Linked DNA regions of Homo sapiens: region 2 is linked to region 1. A link is a loop called in an ENCODE intact Hi-C map of the cell type or tissue named here. Cell type or tissue: heart left ventricle. All regions are shown on one strand. Each heading gives the region's core, and the rest is flanking DNA. Links, peaks and the distances in the headings are about the cores only.

Region 1 (2,929 bases), core at 100-2,599:
TATTCTGATTTACCACATTTGGCTTTGAAATACTGTATTTAAATGTTGAGAATGTCATGCCTTAGGAATTCATAGCTAGTCTAAACTAAATAATGAAGGAGGAATATACTGGGAAAATCCAGCCAACTTAAGTGGCTCCATTACGTCTTCCAGTTTAATTCTTTATTACTTTCTGAGACCAATTCCTTTTGGGGATTTGGTTTGGTACAGAGGATTAGCTTACTTATCTCTGTATTTTTAATTTAATTTTATTTTATTTTAAGACGTAGTCTCGTGGTGTCGGCCAGGCTAGAGTGCAGTGGCATGATGATCTTGGCTCACTGCAACCTCCACCTCCTGGGTTCAAGCAGTTCTCCCACCTCAGCCTCCTGAGTAGCTGGGATTACAGGTGCATGCCACCATGCCTGGCTAATTTTTTGTATTTTTAGTAGAGACAGGGTTTCACGTTGTTGGCCAGGCTGGTCTTGAACTCCTGACCTCAAGTGATCTGCCTGCCTTGGCCTCCCAAAGTGCTGGCATTGTAGGCATGAGCCACCATTCCTGACCTCTGTTTACTTTTTAGAATATGCTGCTTAGTTCTTATGAAATCAAAGGAAAGATTAAATGTCTTGATTAAACGTTTTAGATCTGTGTTCAAAAAAGGTTTAAGAAACATTGGTTTTGCTACATGCATATATTCTTTCCTGGTAAAAAAAAATCTCAATTTGTCTTAGAAAGTCTGGTGTGAGTGTCAAGTAAAAAGGTGGTCACTTAACAAAGTATATATAAGCCCTTGACTTGTTTGCTTGAATAAAGCTGACAAATTGTACACACCAAAGATTCTAATGCTGTATATCCAAGATGAAGTCTGATTTAATTTTAAACTACAGCCATAGTTTAAACTACAGCCATAACAATGGGAGTACATTCTGAGAAATGCGTCAGGCACTTTTGTGAATGTGGACCATACTTAAACAAACCTGGATGATATAACCTCTTGCTCCTAGGCTATAAACATGTACAGCATATTGCTATACGAATTCTGTAGGCAGTTGTAACACATTGGTATTTGTGTATTTAAACATACCTAAACACAGAAAGGGTACAGTGAAAATAAGATACAAAACATTTTTTTAAAAAGGTTACACCTTTATAGGGCACTTATCATAAACGGAGCTTGCAGAACTGGAAGTTGTTCTGGGTAATTCAGTAAGTGGTGTGTGAATGTAAAGGCTTAGGACATTACAGTATACTACTGTGGACATTGGAAACACTGTACACTTAGGCTACACTAAATTTATTTAAAAATTTTCATTCTCGAATAATGAGTTAACCTTAGCTTACCGTAACTTTTTTACTTTATAACCTTTTTAATTTTTTAAAATCTTTTGGACTCTTTAATACTTGACTTAAACACGTACAGCTGTACAAAAATATTTTCTTCCCTTATATTCATACTTAGCTTTTTTCTATTTGAATTTTTTTGTTTTTTTACTTTTTAGATGTTTTTGTTTTGTTGAAAACTGATACACACACTCATGTATTTGCTTAGGTCTATCAAGGCATCACTAGGCAATAGGAATTTTTCAGCTTGTTTATAATCTTACGGGACCACCGTTGTATATATGGTCCATCATTGACTGAAATGTCATGCTGCACATGACTGTCGTTTATTAAAATTTTTATTTACCAAATTAACTTTTTAACATACGTTGTAACCAGTAATTTCAATGTATTTCGATATAATTGACATATCCTCTTTGAAATTTATAGAAATTGATTTTTATGTACCCTAATTTCTCTTTCAGGGAGAAGATGGGTATAGTTTAACCCTTTCATATCATCCATCCATCCATTCCTACTAGTTCTGCCTCAGAGTATATCCTTTATTCAACTACTACTCACCACCCTATTAGGCCATCATTATCTATCACTGGCCTCCTAATGCATTTTCCTGCTTTCGTTTTATACCCTCTTTAGCCCATTCCTCATGGAGTAGCTAGGACCTTTAAAAAAAAAAAAAAGCCAAATTAAGTTACTCTTAAGCTTCGCCTAAATCCTCTCTTGATTTCCCGTCTAACAAAGAATAAAATCCAAAGTCTCTCAGGCTCTCGAGGTGTACTATATGGTCTAGCCCCAACCAGTCTCTCTGACATGAGTTCCTACCCTTCACCACCTAAGTTCATGCTGCCTGAGCCATACCAGTGAGGGGTTTACTGACCCTCTGAACTGACTGCTTTTCCTTCAAGCATTTGCCTGGTCAGTTACTTCTCTGCTTGTTTTCATCTCAGTTTTATGTTCCCTGATTATTTTTAAATACTTCCTACCCTGTTCCATCATTCTATGTAGAATAAAGGACGGGCACTTTAAAATTAAATAAATCTAGCTTTATGAAAAACCTGTGTTGTCTTTTTCTCTTGTGATTTTGCCATGGATTAGAATTGTCTCATACCAGCACCCATCTCTGGATGGGGGTTTGCATTCATGGGGGAGAGTAAAACACCCTTACCTCTCCCTCCCTCCATCTGTCTTTCTCTCTGTCTCACTCTCGTTTTGTTTTTTAATTATTTGCTGAAGTCATGTAAGAATAATTAGTATTGTCACTGATGTGTAATTTCTGTGCCAGAGCACACAAAACAGAAATTAAGCTTAAGTTTGGTATATTTTCTCTCTCTCTCTCTCTCTCTCTCTCTCTCACACACACACACACACACACACAGTGACTCTTGAGAAAATCTGGTATTGATGGAAAAGGAACATTTCTTCATTTTCTTTCGTCTGGAACATATGTTTAATTTTGCCTTCAAACCAAACCTTTTTGCAAGATATTAAGCATAAAAATTTTAATTCTATACAATTAATTTCAATTTTAGAATTCTAGGAGTCTATAATGGTCTTGATGATAAGTGTTATACAAACAGTGTCAAAAGAAGAGTTTATCAATTTGAGC
Region 2 (2,929 bases), core at 122-2,621, 54 kb after region 1:
CCATACCATACCACCAAAATGTTTTGACATCTTTCTTAGAGAAGATTAAATAAAACTGGCTTTATGCCAAAAGTGTTAGTTCTTTTAGACAATAATTGAAGGCACTAGCTGAGGAAAACAAATCTTTACTATGAATCAGAGCTGGTCTCTAATTTGTATGTGTTTCCTGAAATGTAATGTTTTTGTGATTTGCATTTATTTTTGGCCTAAGTGACATTTTGACCATATAATTTACTTTTAAAACTTACAATACATGCTTTTTTCTTCCAGGCCAAACTATTTCCTAGTGCATAATGAAGATAATTTTGATGATAATACATGAATTCTTCAAACATTTTGGAAGAATACTTCAAATTTCAAGGGTGGTATGATGTCCACAAATCGCTGAGTCTGCTTGATTCTTTTTAGAATCAGGCCTCTTGATACTAATTTATAATGAGAAAACTATTTTAAATTAAACATTTATTCTTCAAAATTATACATCTGAATGAGAAAACATTACATGAGGGAATGATATAAATAGTTTCATCTTCTTATGTATAAAAATAAAGATTTGGGGCAGCCAGAATGTTTCAAAGCTACCTTTAAATCTGTTACATACTGAACATTTATTTTAAGATGGAGTTTTAATTACCATATGTAACAGTGCATGAAAAATGGGCTGTCTTTGAGTTAAATATTTCCCCTCTTAAGAGAAAGATATGTTTGTTTTTTTATTTTGAATGTTTTAACTTATTGTCTTCAAGTGGTTAATATTCTTCAAATATAACATGCTGTCTATTGCATGAGTTATATCTCAGTTTTAAAAAATGCAAGTCATGTTACTCCTCTGCTCAAAAAGTTATTTCCAGATTTCCCTTTTTTTATCTAAAGTTTTGTATAATTTTTTTCAGTTCACTCTAAATGACTTAATATAGGTCTAAAATTTGAATATTAGTTGACTTGTATATCACTATTAGGAATCCAAATTCCCTACATTTGCAATGACACTGTCATTGAACAACAAAATCCATTATCCTAGAAGTGTTTGTAAATTGGAATATCATGGAAAAGAAAAGCTCAGACTTTCGAATGTTAAAGTGGGGCATCCTTTCCAACTTTGACTTATTATTCTTAGCATTTTGGACTAAGGGTAAAACCTTAGTTTCCTACATCATATCAAAAGAGAATACTGAAGAAACTGGAAGTTGTGCATAACAAAAGGCCTAGGAGAGACATAATGGCTGTCTTCTCACCTCTGAGGTAGAGTCATTTGTAAGGCTTAATCCTTTTTTTTTTTTTTTTTTTTCTTGAGACGGAGTCTTGCTCTGTCGCCCAGGCTGGAGTGCAGTGGTGCGATCTCGGCTCACTGCAAGCTCCACCTCCCAGGTTCACGCCATTCTGCCTCATGTAAGGCTTTATTCTTAAAAATATCTTTATCCTACATAACGCCAGAGGACAGAATAAGGACCATTACATAGCTGTTATGGCAAGGCAAATTTCAATCTACAGTAATAAAGTACCAGTTTATAATTTTTCAAAAGTTCCAGAAATCATTAGGAGTTATATCTTTCCATCACTGGAAGTGTCCAAGAAAAGGCAAAAAAAAAAAAAAGTATTATTAGAAATATTCGATGATGCTTTTCAGTCTGCAGAGGATAGGATTTCCTTCTGCCTTATAACTATTGCACATCTAGTTATTCCCTGTATTTACTTCTACCTTGAATTTTAGCTTGAATTTTTAGCAAGCCACTAGAAACCTAACTTAATCTCTCTGTTCCACATAAAACAGTACTACTACTATTTGCTAAGCATCTGAAGAGGCTATTTTCAACACAAATGTGATTCAGAGTAAAATTAAGCAGGGGGACCAGATTAAATTATTAGTTCCTTCAGCCTCTACTCACCGTCCCCTTCATAATCGTTTCACAGTAGAGATTTTGATTAAGCCTAACTGTACTTAAATATAAGTATAGAAACACATTTTAAATCCATTCATAAATGCTTTTTGTATTATCTACACTTCATTTTTGTTAACAAATTTCTTAGAAGTGGCATAGTATAGTAGAAAAATTGTTTTAGGTAATTTATTATCTTCGAGTAGTTAGTATTTCTTAAATATAAGATACTATGTAAAATGCAAATATAAAATCCCCTGGCCCTGTCACAATATGTGTGCAGTCTTGCAAAAATTACCTAATCTCTGAATGTTTTTCCCTCTTCTTCTCATGGGAAGGTTAAATTAAGGCATTTGTAAATAACCTAGCTTATATTAGGTGTTGCATCGACGTAGGTCCATTTCTCTAAAGACAAACACTCTTCCTGTTAGCCATCATGCTAGGACAGGCTCTCCATGTTTTTGGATTCTGTTCAAGACCTTTTAACTTCACTAGATACTGTTATATAGCAATACCCAATTTTCTAAAGTGCATGGCAAAACAAAAATGGGAATTAGATACTAGAATACTAAAACTCTTCTAGACCAACCCTTTTGTACGACAAGGAGGAAACTAATATTGCTATGGTTTAAAAGTGTCCCCCAAATTTAATGTGTTAGAACATATTCCCCAAATTCATATTTTTGATGGCATTTCGAGATGGGGCCTTTGGGAGATAATTAGGATTAAATAAGGTCATCAGGGTGTGGGGCCTGATGGGACTGGTGGCTTTATATGTACAGTGGCCTGAGTTAATAGGCATTCTTGCTTTCTTGCTATGGAACTGCCTTCTGCCATGTTAGGGTACACAAGGACCTGACCAGATACTACTGTCATGCTCTTGGACTTCCCAGCATCTAGAATTGTAAGAAATAAGTTTCTTTATAAATTACCCAGTCTCAGGTATTCAGTTATAGCAACAGAAAATAGACTAAGAGGATTATTTACCTTGTGTCAAATTATTTACTACTAAAGCTGGGACCAAAACCTCTTGGCCTCTATGTTTCAAGTTC

What was found. Peaks named below come from ENCODE experiments on the same cell type or tissue, not always from the same donor. Only the 100,000 strongest peaks of a DNase experiment are listed, where the experiment ranks them.
Region 2: it touches region 1 in a loop (7-fold over the local background); 4 of 110 quality-filtered maps call a loop at or near these places.

The regions. Positions count from the first base shown.
Region 1 is chr12:70,305,911-70,308,839 of GRCh38, forward strand. The region is part of intron 2 of CNOT2 (CCR4-NOT transcription complex subunit 2); the gene reads left to right. Among named protein-coding and RNA genes, the nearest start is that of KCNMB4, 59 kb to the right of the region's middle. In heart left ventricle, for the core only: no CTCF peak of the experiment used is centred there; no DNase peak of the experiment used is centred there; H3K27ac peaks cover 263 bases.
Region 2 is chr12:70,359,608-70,362,536 of GRCh38, forward strand. No RefSeq gene overlaps it. Among named protein-coding and RNA genes, the nearest start is that of KCNMB4, 5.2 kb to the right of the region's middle. In heart left ventricle, for the core only: no CTCF peak of the experiment used is centred there; no DNase peak of the experiment used is centred there.